Regions from separate parts of the Homo sapiens genome. Here region 1 is linked to region 2. Evidence: chromatin loops called from intact Hi-C (ENCODE). Cell type or tissue: endothelial cell of umbilical vein. All regions are shown on one strand. Each heading gives the region's core, and the rest is flanking DNA. Links, peaks and the distances in the headings are about the cores only.

Region 1 (6,778 bases), core at 2,211-4,710, 87 kb before region 2:
GATGTGAAGTTTAATCCTTTTTTTCTACAAACTTTTCTGTTTCAAAGTCACAACTCAAACATTCAAGACAGAACTAATGATTCAATCTATCCAAGTTTCCTATCTCAAACAATCTAGTCTGATAATTCCAATTTCTAGTTAACAAGAGAATGAAGAAATTACAGATGATGTGATATTTCCTACTTCCCTATTTCCAGATGGAGGCTTTCTTCCATCTCATTCTATTTCTTTCCTTTTCTTTCCCCCTCTCTCCTTATCTTCCTCCCTTTTATCCTGCCTGCATATAAAATGAATTAGAAAATCTGCTAGGCCAATGTTTAGGAGATCAATTAAAGCAATAAACTCAACTATTACCATTTTGGTGTCTTTTCTAATTGGTATATCTATTTTTGCTTTATTTTCTGATCTTTCTACTGACTAACTTGATGGTACAGTTAACTATTTACATTTCCCACAGGAGTTTGAAAAATATAGATGCTGACCAAACAGCCGTTTTCCAACAACAACTTCACTTTAAGGAAAGAAGACACAAAACTTTGATGTTTAGTTTTCTCTTCCACATCAAGAAAGCACCACAGCACATTTCATATATTAAGGTGCAACTAAAGGGCAATGCAAACAAAATGTTTATGCTACATTTCCCATTATTCTTCAACTAAATTGACCTTTTCATTAAGTATGTTTTTGTAAGTGTGTTTATGGGTCACTACCTGTCTCTTACAAATTAAGTAAAATGTCTTAGATATAAAGTTGAAAATCGTGATCTTGACTAAAGTTTTAAAATATGAGATGATAGTTTTATTGATTGCTATGCATGTTTTGTAGAACAAGAAGGAGAACTTATTGCATCTGCTTCATTCATTTTCTTTTGAGAAGATGTAGTCTGAATATGTTTTTAAACTTGCTTATTCAAACACACTTCTTACTTGGCTGCTGTGGAAAAGCAAGAAAATGCCCATTTTCAGCATTACATATAGTATTTTAAAACTTGCAGAATATTCAACTCACAGGATGAAGTTATTCTAGAATTTTCTATATTTACTAATGCTAATAGGAAGTATAATACCTCTAAAGTATCTTGCAGCAGAATATTGAAACAAGTTATGTGAGTTCTGTGGCGTGAGGAGGAATGCCAACACTTACTTTGGTATTTTTTTCAAAGTTCTCATTTATCTTCTGATTGTTTTGCTATGACATTTATTTCAAATCCTAGATTAACATTTAAAACATGTTGCATATATACCACCACTTCTTTATCCCAGTTCTATTGCAAGCAATATTAGGTTATAGCAATCACTCTTAAGGAGTATGATCACTACTTCACATTCCTTCCAACTCAGGCATGTAGAAAAATACTACCAATTTATTTCAGTTAGAAAGATAGGCAAAATTATTTTTTCACTCCAGTGTTCCATTGGTTCACCTATATTCTTTCAACAAAAAAACGCACAGCCTACTCAATGGTCCATCTTTCCATCTCTATTAGTAATTTCACAAATGTTATTGGTAAGTATGATTTTCTAGGAAATATATATTTATTAGTAAGGGTACAAACTAGGCTAAGGTATTTTTTAAAATGCTAGGTTTTAAGTAAGAAGTTATTTTTCATTCATATAATAATCTAGAGATTATTTATGGGCTTTAGGGCAATTCAACTGCACAAGATTATCAAGGGAATCAGACTGGAAATTTGGCTGAGTTCCCCAGCATTTTGCTTCTCCTTCAGAGTTCTAGACGGCAGTCTTACCATCTCTTAAGAATCAAGAATAAGGAAAAAACACAGTGTAGGGTATGTAATTACATTTTTAACGAGGTGACCCAGAAATTTCATAGTTGTTATAAGGGAGAACAGCAAACTCTTCTTTAGGTATGTAACAAGGTGCCCAAATAAACTTGAGAATTCTCTTTCTAAAAAGAATTGATGGATACTAGGGATGATTATAATGCTTTGTCCCATGTTAGGAATAGTAGATGGATGATGATTGTCATGGAATAAAAGACTTTTTATATTTTTTATAAATGGATTTTTAAACAGCAAAAAGAATGATGTATCCACATTATGAATATCAAAATAGATACACTTAAAATTGGAGGCTAGTAAAAATTCTCCTCTTACAAAAATTGTTTTTGGTCAACTCATTTCAGTAAGTAGACATATCTTTAATGTTCTCATTGTGGATAATTTTATTGTAAATTTTTCTTTACTTTCCTAATAATAAATTTGTATTATCAATGCTAAGAGATATTTAATTTTTAACTTGGGAAAGAGATTTTATGACATATATTCATGAGTTTTTAGGAATAGTAGAAAATAAACAGTTCCTTGGGATTTATTGGACTTCAACAAAAATATAGCATATAAGATAAGATGTTTCTGGTCACCAGTAACAAAATCTCCAACTCAGATTTTTAAGCAGTAAGAAAATGTGTTTACTTGCGTGTAAAAACATTCATAAGAAACATCATCTTTAGAAATTATGTATCAAAGCTTTTACACTCTTCTCTGCAGTTTTTCAGTCTGACTCTTCAAGTGAACTAGCTTCATCCTGGGATTGGTAAAAGATGGATATAGCAATTTGGCTACACATTATAATCATCTACTTTTAAAAATGTCCAGACAAAGCAAAGTTAACATGTATTTATTTGTCTTTTATTGATAGCAAGGAATCCATTTCCAACAACTTGTCAGAAGGCTTCTTTGTGGTCTCATTTGCCAGGGGGATGAAAATAGCTGACTAGGTAAGCAGAATTTATAACCCATGATTGGCTTAAATAAACCATTTATGGTAGAATGGATAATATAAAAGATTTATTTTCTAGGATTTACATATTCAACAAATGCAGTTTAACAATGGATATGCATATGAGAATAAATAGAGAATATTACTGAAATATAACATTAGTATTTAGAATCTATAACACATCTGTGTTCCAATGATTCTCAACTAAGATTAGAGCTGCTCTGCTAAGGGGCATTTGGTTATAAGAGGAGAAGGCAGGATGTGCTTGTAATGGTTATAATATCTTAAGGGTGAAACTGGCATACAATGGCCACAAGCCAAGGATGATTTGCATTCTATAATTCATTGATTAGTCTCTATCAATTAGACATGTTGAGAAATATTGACTAGATCATATTTATGTAGAATAATAATATAAATACCAATATCAATATAAAAATAAATACATAAAGATACAGGTACATATGTAGACTTGTACATAGTCATTTCACATTAAATATTACTTTAAACATACTGTAACAAACTTGCATTTTTCATTTTGGCAATGTTAGTGTTTATAAGAGCCCTGTGTTTCTGAAAAGCAGCAATAATTAAGAACCGTCCCCCATCCTTTTGTGTTCTAGGAAATGCCTTACTACAAAAATACAGCTTCCCCCATATGAGTCAGTTAAGACTCATAAATGCTTCCCTTGTTTATTTATGAAAAAGTCAAATGCAGATTTACCAAATTTCCTTTCTGTGTTTCATAAATAGTTAATTGTTTGAACTCACTCACCAATCTGCTCAAAATACCTTCTAACTTGGTTTGACCAAGTTTAATTTTCTCTCCTTCTTCCCGTAACCCAGAACTGTGAATCATACTCAGTCAACACTAGCATGGGAATATGGAGCAATACCTCCTTATGGACCACTCCCGAGAATCTGACAACCTTGGGAAAAGACTGTTTCTGTTCAACTGCCCTATCAAGCCACCATTCCACCCTACTCCCCAGTAACCAGTACTTATTGTCTTCTTTACACCTTCCTATTAAAGAAAATTCTCCTCTGCCTATTCTATAAGGTGCTTGGAGATCTTATGATCTGAAGATTTTTCCCTACTGCAATAGTCTTTTAAAATAATATCTCTCCTTACCTAAGTCAAAAATACTTGTTTTTGACAATTTATTCATTCATCAATAAATATTTTTTGAGTGTCCATTATATGCCAGGCACTAACTACACAGAGCTTACACAACTGCCTCAGTAAGCCCTGCTTTAAACGAATGTGAATAGGACTGTTTTAAATAAAATGGCTTAGGAGGGTTCCTCTGAGAAAGTGATATTATAGTTTAGTCTTATAAGAGAAAAAGGAGCCAGTTTTGAAAATTGTGGCATAGAGTGTATCAGATAGAGACAACAAAAAGAGTGAATGCTCTGGGATATAAAATACATTGTGTTCGCTTTTACAACTCCATTGAATATAATTACTTAAACTCATCTCCCCCCAAATGAGTTTCATATTATTTAAATGTGATTTATAATAGTAAATGTAAAAAATCAGCAGATAAAATTTTGCAGGGATGGTAGCAATTAATGCTTGTCTGAAAATAAATCAAGGCTATGCCTTTTTGACTATGACCTTCTTCTCTGCAAAAATATTTGATTGAATAACATGGAGATTTCTCAAAGAACCAAAAACAGTAATACCATTTGATCCAGCAATCCCACTACTGGGTATCTACCTGCATTAGTCTGTTTTCACACTGCTGATAAAGACATGCCTGAGACTGGGCAATTTGCAAAATAAAGAGGTTTAATTGGACTCACAGTTCCACGTGGCTGGGGAGGCCTCAGAATCTTGGCAGTAGGCAAGGAGGAGCAAGTCACATCTTACATCAATGGCAGCAGGCAAAGAAAGAGAATTTGTGCAGGGACATTCCCTTTTATAAGACCATCAGATCTCATGAGGTTTATTCACTATTACAAGAACATCATGGGAAAGACCTGCCCCCATCATTCAATTATCTCCCACCAGGTCACTCCCACAATATGTGGAAATGATGGGAGCTACAAGATGAGATTTGGGTAGGGACACAGAGCCAAACCATATCATTTTGCCCTGGCGTCTCCCAAATCTTGTGTCTTCACATGTCAAAACCAATCGGCCAAACCATATCATTTCACCCTGACCTCTCACAAATCTCATGTCTTCACATTTTAAAACCAATCATGCCTTCCCAGCAGTTCCTCAAAGTCTTAACTCATTTCCAAATTAACTCAAAAGTCCACAGTCCAATGTCTCATCTCAGACAAGGCAAGTCCCTTCCACCTGAGTCCGTAAAATCAAAAGCAAGTTATTTACTTCCAAGTTACAATGGGGATACAGGCATTGGGTAAATACAGTCACTCCATGTGGGAGAAATTGGCCAAAACAAAGGGGTTACAAGCCCCAGGCAAGTTCAAAATCCAGCAGGGCAGTCAAGTCATAAAGCTCCAAAATGATATCCTTTGACCCCATATCTCATGTTGGGGTTACACTGATGCAAGAGGTGGGTTCCCATGGTCTTGGGCAGCTCTGCCTCTTGGCTTTGCAGGGTACAGCCTCCCTCCTGGCTGGTTTCCCAGGCTTGTGTTGAGTGTCTGCAGCTTTTCCAGCACACGATGCAAGCTGTCAGTGGATCTACCATTTTGGGGTCTGGAGGACAGTGGCCCTCTTCTCACAGTTCTACTAGTTGGTGCCACAGTAGGGACTCTGTGTGGGGGCTCCGACACCACATTTCCCTTCCACACTGCCCGAGTGAAAGTTCTGTATGAGAGCCCCACCTCTGCAGTGAACTTCTGCCTGGATATCCTGGTGTTTCCACACATCTTCTGATATCTAGGGGGAGGTTCCCAAATCTCAATTCTTGACTTCTTTGCATTTGCTGGTTCAACACCTCATGGAAGCTGCCAAGGCTTGGGGCTTGCACCCTCTGAAGCCACGGCATAATCTGTTCCTTGGCCTCTTTTATTCATGGCTGGAGTGGGACACAGGGCACTAAGTCTTTGTACTGCACACAGCACAGGGACCCTTGGCCTGGCCCACAAAACCTTTGTTTTCTCCTTGGCTTCCAGGCATGTGATGGGAGGAGCTGCCATGAAGACCTCTGATATTCCCTGGAGACATTTTCCTGATTATCTTGGGGATTAACATCTGGCTCCTTGTTACTTGTGCAAATTTTTGCAGCCAGCTTGAATTTCTCCTCAGAAAATGGGATTTTCTTTTCTATCACATTATCAGCCTGCAAATTTTCTGAACTTTTATGCTCCGCTTCCCTTATAAAGTTGAATGCCTTTAACAGCACCCAAGTCACCTCTTGAATGCATTGCTTTTTAGAAATTTCCTCCATTAGATACCCTTTATCATCTCTCTCAGGTATAAAGTTCCACAAATCTCTATGGCGGGGGCAAAATGATGCCAGTCTCTTTGCTAAAACATAACAAGAGTCACCTTTGCTCCACCTCCCAACAAGTTCCTCATCTCTATCTGAGACAACCTCAGCCTGGACCTCACTGTCCATATTGCCATCAGGCTTTTGTTCAAAGCATTCAACAAATCTCTAGGAATTTCCAAACTTTTCCAGATTTTCTTGTCTTCTTCTGAGCCCTCCAAACTGTTCCAACCTCTGCCTGTTACCCAGTTCCAAAGCCGCGTCCACATTTTCAGGTATCTTTTCAGTAATGCCCCACTCTATTGGTACCAATTTACTGCATTAGTACATTTTCACACTGCTGATAAAGACATACCGGAGATTGAGCAATTTACAAAGTAAAAAGGTTTTATTGGACTCACAGTTCCACACGGCTGTGGAGGCTTCAGAATCATGGCAGAAGGCAAGGAGGAACAAGTCACATCTTACATCGATGGCAGCAGGCACAGAGAGAGAGCTTGTGCAGAGAAACTCCCCCTCATAATACCACCAGATCTTGTGAGACTTATTTGCTCTTACAAGAACAGCATGGGACATACCCACCCCCATGATTCAATTATCTCCCACCAGGTCCCTCCCACAACATGT
Region 2 (8,436 bases), core at 2,433-4,932:
TTTGTGCATGACATTTTATGAAAACTTTATATCAAATTACAGAAAACAGTAATAAATACTGACCTTTGACTAAAGTTATCATAAAGATGTACTGGAGGAAATACACAAAGATCCACAATTCATTTCGAAATGCATCAAAAATTAACAAAGTTGATAGATGGATAGAAGACAAATTGATATACATGTGATTAAACAAATGTAGCAAATATTATTCATAGAATCTAGATAATGGATGTATTAGTGTTCACTGTAAAATTATTTCAACATTGTTGTATGTGTAAAATTTTTCATAATAAAAATCATATCTAGAAAGACATTAACAAGAGTTTAAGAGTAGGTCTTCTCAGTGTTACTCTTCACCCTTTTTACTAATATTGGAATATAAACAAAAATATTGTTTGTGGAGATTTGGAGAAAGATAAAGCATGTTTTATTATTTTATAACCTAACTTTATAAATGTAGTTATATTATTTATTTATGTTTTCTTTTTCTTTTTTTTTTTTTTTTTTTGAAACAGGGTCTCACTCTGTCAGCCAGGTTGAAGTGCAGTGGTGCAACCAGAGCTCACTGCAGCCTCAATTTCCCTGGGCTCAAGCAATCCGCTTTCCTCAGCCTCCCAAGTAGCTGGGACTACAGGTGCATGCCACCATACCTGTCTAATTTTTGTATTGTATTGTAGAGATGGGGATTCACTATGTTGCCCAGCTAGTCTTGAACTGCTGGACTCTCAAGCAATCCTCCAGACTCAACCTCCCAAAGTGCTGGGATTACAGTCATGAGCCACCATGCCTGGCCTCCTATAAGTAAGTTATTTTACTTTTGAATTGGGTGATGATACTTCTGAGCTTTTTCAGGCCATTCTGTTTAGTCCTATTAGTCTACTGTATTCATGAATGATGTTATTTTTATGTTTAAAATAAAATATAAGTTTTTATTATAATTTGACATTTTCTAAAGTCAGAGATTAACATTACATGAATGCTAGGTATCCACCTAGTCTTAAAACTAATGTTTGCAATTAATTGGCATTCTCTAAAATTTCAAATATTGCAGAATTCTCTACTTCATCAATTTTATGTTAAAATATTGTGTATTATTTTTAATTGATTGTATTCAAAATTTATTTAAGATCTAATGCTCTGAAACACTGACATAACCAATTTAGTACTGATTTAGTATTTACTTAATAGTTAAAGCAGTGTAAATAACACAGTTTGTAATGACACATACTTTTGCAACAGACAAATGAAAACTTGTTATTTATTATTAAAGTGAATTGTTGTACATATACATGTGTATAGGCATATGTATACACACACAGTGTGGGTTGAACTAAGTCTCCTGGAAAGATTTGTTGAAATCCTGTCCACAGTAATTGTGAATGTGATGTTATTTGGAAACAGGGACTTTGTAGTAACGAGTTCATTTAAGATGGGGATCTCATATTAGATCAGTGTGGGCTGTTTACTGGATATTACTTAATCATATCATGATCTTGTATCATATCATCTCTCCTCTTAAGGAGAGACACAGAAACACAGGGGAGAATGCTATGTGAAGACAGAGGCAGAGATTGAAAAGTGTGTTGATAAGACAAGGAACACCAAAGATTGTCAGCAGCCACCAGAAGCTGAGAGAGTGGCATGGGATAGATTCTTCCTCAGAAACTTAAGAAGAAACCAACCTTAGTGACTCCTTGATTTCCGACATCTAGCTTTCAGAACTGTCCTTCTAAGTATGATAAAAGAAAAACTTCAGCCGAATTAAATTTAAAAGCATTTAGTTGAGCAATGAACCATTCGCGAATGGGGCAGCCTCTCAAGCCAGAGTATGTTCAGAGACTCCAGCACAGCCACATGGTGGAAGAGGATTTATGAACAAAAAAAGGAAAGTGAAGTACAGAAAACGGAAGTGAGATACAGAAACAGCCAGATTGGTTACAGCTCGCTGTATGGCTTATTTGAACACTGTTTGAATAGTTGGCTACATTTGATTGGTCAAAACTCACTGATTGGCACAAGTATAGGCTACGGTCTGTTTACATCTTCACTTGTTATAGTTCACAATGTACAGAGAAACCTTTAGGCCAAACTTAAAATACGTAAGGAGGCAGCTTTAGGCTAAACTTGATTTTTACCACTACCAAGTATGTAGTAATTTGTTTATGGCAGTCCTAACACACACAAACATATGTGCATGCATACATACATGTACATATGCATGTATAGACATAGACATGATTATGATTATAAACAATATAAATAATTATGCATGTATGGATATATATAGGTGCATATACATATGCATATATGATTATAAAAATTTAATTCATTTAAATGCAAATCATGCCAGAAGGAAAATTTATCCGTAAATAGAAACATATGTATATTATCGAATCAAATAGCCTTCAAATGCACACATCATGGCATAATTCTCAAATCAAACATAAAATCAACTGAAAAGATCTTTTTCTAAATATGTTTACACTAAAATGTTCTAAATATATGAAATAGAAAAAAACTATATACAATCAAGACCAAAAATAAACTTTCACAAAGACAATTTTTAAAGCCCATTATTACATATGAACCCTGAAAGCATTTTGGCATGGTGTACAACAGATTTCCAGCAGTTTCATCCCTGAAAGTTACTAAAAAGAGATCCAACTAGAAAAGAATAAAAGAGCAAATATATTAGTATTAACACTAATGTATTTATGACTTTGATACTATTTTTCTAAAATTACAAAGCACATTATGTTAAAGAAAGTATCTGACATACAGTACAAACAAGAAATATGTATTCATTGATTAAATTATGAAATTAAAAATAATTCAAACCAATATATTTGTATTAAAGTTATTAATGGTTATCATGAAGACCAAGAAGAAAATATAATATTAATGTTGATATTTTTGTAATATTATAGTATATAAAATATATTCCCTAGATTTATGTAGAAAATATAATTTTAAAGCCACGTTAATATTAAGCCTACTGAAATTTTAGGCTTTTTTTTTTTCCAAATAGCTGTCATTTTAAGCTAATATGAAAAAAACATTTTTTCAATAAAGATTTTATTTTATATTAAATATGTATACATTTTGTTTTCATAGAATATCTTATAAATATATATGGAAGTGTAGAACACTATATGGTAAATTTGATTATTTCACTTTCAAGAAAGATTGAATTTCTTAATATGCTTTCTTAATATAATTACATCATATCTTACAGACACTTCTACATATTTTCAAACACACACTGTTGATGGCACCTCTCCCTCTCTCTTTGTGTGTCTGTATGTGTGCATATATGTTAATTTCAATAAATTGCTAATTGGTAATTACTAAAATAAGCTTTAGAATATTTTAACATATACTTTTAATTTTCAATATTTTTCTTCAATTACATTCTTTGAAGTATATTTTCTCAAAATTAGAGAATAGACAAAGTAGGCAAAAAGATAGATGTGAATCCATAGGTATCATGTTAAAACCAATCATAAACATGCTATGAACCAGTGCTAAGTTATACACCAGGCTGGCTTCAAAAATGATTATCAAACTGTGTAGGGATAACTGAAACCAGTAACAGAGTAAACACTGTGTTAGGATAATAGGGTGCTGACAGGGCGAATGCCTTCCAGCTGAATCATTTTTCCATTCCTGGAATGTTTTGAAATGGAGAATTAAGCATTGTCTACCTCAGGGTTACTCAGTCAGAATGTATTTCTGCAGATGAGCTTGCTGATATGACACAGAAATGCACAGTGATAAGTCTTATGAGTCCCAGTGCTTGCAGGCATGAGTCCTGCACATTGAGCAGGCTGGGTCAGTGCTACATCCTCAGTCTGCTCTAGACAACAACAAATAGAAAACACCGTGTAACTGTAGAACAATACTTGATGGGAATGGGAAAATAAGCCAAGCATTATACTGTGGTGTCTTATGACACAATTGAGAAATGAATCCCTTAGGGGGCCTGTGAGAAATTCATAAATATGTAAAACAGTTAAGTTTTTGGAAAGTATATTACTTTGTAGGATTAGATTTAGAAACAGGGCAGGCTATAGTTTTTTATATATACAAGAGCTTTGTAAAAATAAGATTTTTGATAAATAGCACAAACATAATGGCAAATGGCAAATCAGGAAATGCAATCTATAAATTGTCATCTAGCCGGTATAATTGCAACATTGATTATTATCAGTGCATCCAAGCCAGCTGTGTTAATAATTTGCCTTTTCTTCAATTAAACCATAAATGAGGGGACATACCTACTTATTTTCATGCTGAATTTTTAATTCTCTAGGTTGACTTCCTTCAGTACACAAAGAACATCCTTGCCTTTGTCTGTAATACAAGTTTTCCCAGACAAGGCAGACAATTCTAGCTTTAATTCAAGCAAAATATATATCAGATGATTATTTATTCTACAGCTTCAAATAGTACTAAATATTCCAAACTGAAATGTAAATGGTTTAAAATGATTTTTTAGAATTATGCATATCCCATAATCCATGCAGGTAAGAGAGATTTACCCATTTCTGTGAAAATAATTCTATTTTACTATGCACTTCTGAAAATGAACTCTCTTGAGCTATAAAACAACCAAACAAATGCACGTATAAATGTTTTATCTCTTCAACAATATTATATTAATCAAGTTAGGCTTAGTATTTGCAGCAGGTATCACAGTGCTCTGAGCACAACAGACACTCCAAAAGTGTTGACTTGACTATTCAAGTTAACCATAGAGAAAAGCTTTAGTCAAAATTTGAGAAAAGAATCTATACTTTATATAAATGAACATAATGTGATGTAGCTATGCAGTGCTGTAAAGAAGCATTAATGCAGCAGATAATAATATGATCAAACTGTGTAAGCGCCAAAGGGTTCTTTACAAATTCTTTTAAACTATCACAAGGAAACAAAGCAAAATACAGTTTGTTTTTTTTTTAAAGGGCCATGAACTTATGGTGTACATGAGAAAAAACATAGATGATTCTTTCAACTCTTGGCAACTTACAAATATTATTTTTTTCAACAACAAAAGTACATTTACAAAATATTAATTTTCTTCACTGAAATATATGGAAATAAGATAAATTCTGTAATTCTGAGTTATGAGGTATAATTTTACAAGACATACATAAAATAAGAATAGATGAAAGTCAATTGATTAAATATTAAAATTATAAATATAAATTTAATGTTAAATACAGAAAAACAAAAGGTAAAAAGATTAAATAATTTAAACATTAGAAGCTGACTGGATCTTCTTGAAGAGGTCCTTCACATCCCTTGTAAGTTGTATTCCTAGGTATTTTATTCTCTTTGTAGCAACTGTGAATGGGAATTCACTCATGATTTGGCCCTCTCTTTGTCTATTATTGTTGTATAGGAATTGTGATTTTTGCACATTGATTTTGTATCCAGAGACTTTGTTGAGGATGTTTATAAGCTTAAGGAGATTTTGGGCTGAGACAATGGGGTTTTCTAAATATACAATCATGTCATCTGCAAACAGAGACAACTTGACTTCCTTTCTTCCTATTTGAATACGCTTTATTTCCTTCTCTTGCCTGATTGCCCTGGCCATAACTTCCAATACAACACTATGTTGAATAGGAGTGCTGAGAGAGGGGATCCTTGTCTTGTGCCACTTTTCAAAGGGAATGCTTCCAGCTTCTGTCCATTCAGTATTATATTGGCTATGGGTTTGTCATAAATAGCTCTCAGTATTTTGAGATATGTTCCATCAATACCTAATTTTTTCAGTATTTTTAGCATGAAGGGTGTTGAATTTTATTGAAGGCCTTTTCTGCATCTATTGAGATAATCATGTGGTTTTTGTCATTGGTTCTGTTTATGCGATGGATTATATTTATTGATTTGCATATGTTGAACCAGCCTTGCATCCCAGGGATGAAGCTGACTTCATCGTGGTGGATAAGCTTTTTGATGTGCTGCTGGATTCCGTTTGCCAATATTTTATTGAGGATTTTCGCATCAATGTTCATTAGGGATACTGGCCTGAAATTTTCTTTTGTGTGTTGTTGTGTCTCTGCCAGGTTTTGGTATCAGGATGATGCTGGCCTCATAAAATGAGTTAGGGAGGAGTTCCTCTTTTTCTATTGTTTGGAATAGTTTCAGAAGTAATGGTACCAGCTTCTCTTTGTACCTCTGATAGAAATTGGCTGTGAATCTGCCTGGTCCTGGGCTTTTTTTAATGGTAGGCTATTAATTACTGCCTCAATTTTAGAACTTGTTTTTGGTCTATTCAGGGATTCAACTTCTCACTGTTTTAGTCTTGGGAGGGTGTATGTGACCAGGAACTTATCTATTTCTCCTAGATTTTCTGGTTTATTTGCATAGAAGTGTTTATAGTATTCTCTGATAGTAGTTTGCATTTCTGTAGGGTTAGTGGTGTTATCCTCTTTATCATTTTTATTGTGTCTATTTGATTCTTCTCTCTTTTCTTCTTGTTTAGTCTGGCTAGCAGTCTATCTATTTTGTTAATCTTTTCAAAAAACCAGCTCCTATATTCATTGATTTTTGAAGGGTTTTTCGTGACTCCCTCTCTTTCAGTTCTGCTCTGATCTTAGTTATTTCTTGTCTTCTGCTAGCTTATGAATTTATTTGCTCTTGCTTCTCTAGTTCTTTTAATTGTGATGTTAGGGTGTTAATTTTAGATCTTTCCTGCTTTCTGATGTGGGCATTTAGTGCTATAAATTTCCCCCTTAACATGCCTTTAGCTGTTTCCCAGAGATTCTGGTACATTGTGTTTTTGTTTTCATTGGTTTCAAATAACTTATTTATTTCTGCCTTAATTTGTTATTTACCCAGTAGTCATTCAGGAGCAGGTTGTTCAGTTTCCATGTAGTTGTGTGGTTTTGAGTTAGTTTCTAAATCCTGAGTTCTAATTTGTTTGCACTGTGATCTGAGAGGCTGCTATGATTTCCATTCTTTTGTATTTGATGAGGAGTACTTCCAATTATGTGGTCGATGTTAGAATAAGTGCTATGTGGTGGAGAGAAGAATGTATATTCCATGGGGTGGGGTAGAGAACTCTGTGGATGTCTATTAGGTCTGCTTGGTTCAGAGCTGAGTTCAAGTCCTGGATATCCTTGTTAATTTTCCATCTCATTGATCTAATATTCACAGTAGGGTGTGAAAGTCTCCCAATATTATTGTGTGGGAGTCTAAGTCTGTTTGTGGGTCTCCAAGAACAAACCACTACTCAAGGAAATAAGAGAGGACACAAACAAATGGAAAAACATTCCATGCTCATGGATCATAAGAATCAATATTGTGAAAATAGCCATACTGTCCAAAGTAATTTAGAGATTCAATGCTATTCCCATTAAGCTACCATTGATTTTCTTCACAGTACTAGAAAAAAACAACTTCACATTTCATATGGAACTGAAAAAGAGCCCGTATAGCCAAGACAATCCTAAGCAAAAAAAAAAAAACAAAGCTGAAGGCATTATGCTACCTTACTTCAAATTATACTACAGGGCTACAGTAACCAAAACAGCATGGTACTGGTAACAAAACAGATATATAGACCAATGGAACAAAACAGAGGCCTCAGAAATCACATGACACATCTACAACCAGCTCATTTTTAACAAACTTGACAAAAACAAGCAATGGGGAAAAGAGTCCATATTTAATAAATGGTGCTGAGAAAACTGGCTAGCCATATCCAGAAAACTGAAGCTGGACCCCTTCCTTACATCTTATACAAAAATTAACTCAAGATGAATTAAAGCCTTAAACATAAAACCTAAAACCACAAAATCCCTGGAAGAAAACCTAGGCAATACCATTCAGGACATAGGCATGGGCAAAGACTTCATGACCAAAACACCAAAAGCAATGGCAACAAAAGCCAAAATTGACAAATGGGATCTAATCAAACTAAAGAGCTTCTGCACGGCAAAAGAAACTATTATCAGAGTCAACAAGCAACCTACAGAATGGGAGAAAATTTTTGCAATCTGTCCATCTGACAAAGATCTAATATCCAGAATCTATGAGGAACTTTAACATCTTTAGTTTACTTAGGTCCCATTTGTCAATTTTGGCAAATTTATTTACAGATTATGACATCATGGTCCAGATATCTTTGGGTTTTGGAGGTATTACTGGAAAAAATTCATAGCCAATGTGGCAAGTTGTATATTCTCATTTGAATCTGTATGTATTTGTGTATGTACATGTTTATATGTGTGTATGTGTGCTTTAGGGAGTACCTGATATAAACATTTTATGATATGTTATTTTATCTTATCCTACTGTCCATGTTAATCCATTTGTGGAAGATATTGAAGATTTTGTTAAAGTACTGTCAGAAAATAAAAAATGCACATCATGGAAGGAAAAGGTCATAGACAAATTATTTTGCAAAGTACAACTAGCAAA

The links. A loop is a pair of places that touch in the nucleus more often than their neighbours do. Peaks named below come from ENCODE experiments on the same cell type or tissue, not always from the same donor. Only the 100,000 strongest peaks of a DNase experiment are listed, where the experiment ranks them.
Region 1: it touches region 2 in a loop (2.6-fold over the local background); 1 of 110 quality-filtered maps calls a loop at or near these places.

Annotation. Positions count from the first base shown.
Region 1 is chr13:64,807,698-64,814,475 of GRCh38, reverse strand. No RefSeq gene overlaps it. Among named protein-coding and RNA genes, the nearest start is that of LINC00355, 740 kb to the right of the region's middle. In endothelial cell of umbilical vein, for the core only: no CTCF peak of the experiment used is centred there; a DNase peak (open chromatin) is centred at 3,575; H3K27ac peaks cover 727 bases.
Region 2 is chr13:64,719,215-64,727,650 of GRCh38, reverse strand. No RefSeq gene overlaps it. Among named protein-coding and RNA genes, the nearest start is that of LINC00355, 650 kb to the right of the region's middle. In endothelial cell of umbilical vein, for the core only: no CTCF peak of the experiment used is centred there; a DNase peak (open chromatin) is centred at 3,710; H3K27ac peaks cover 2,124 bases.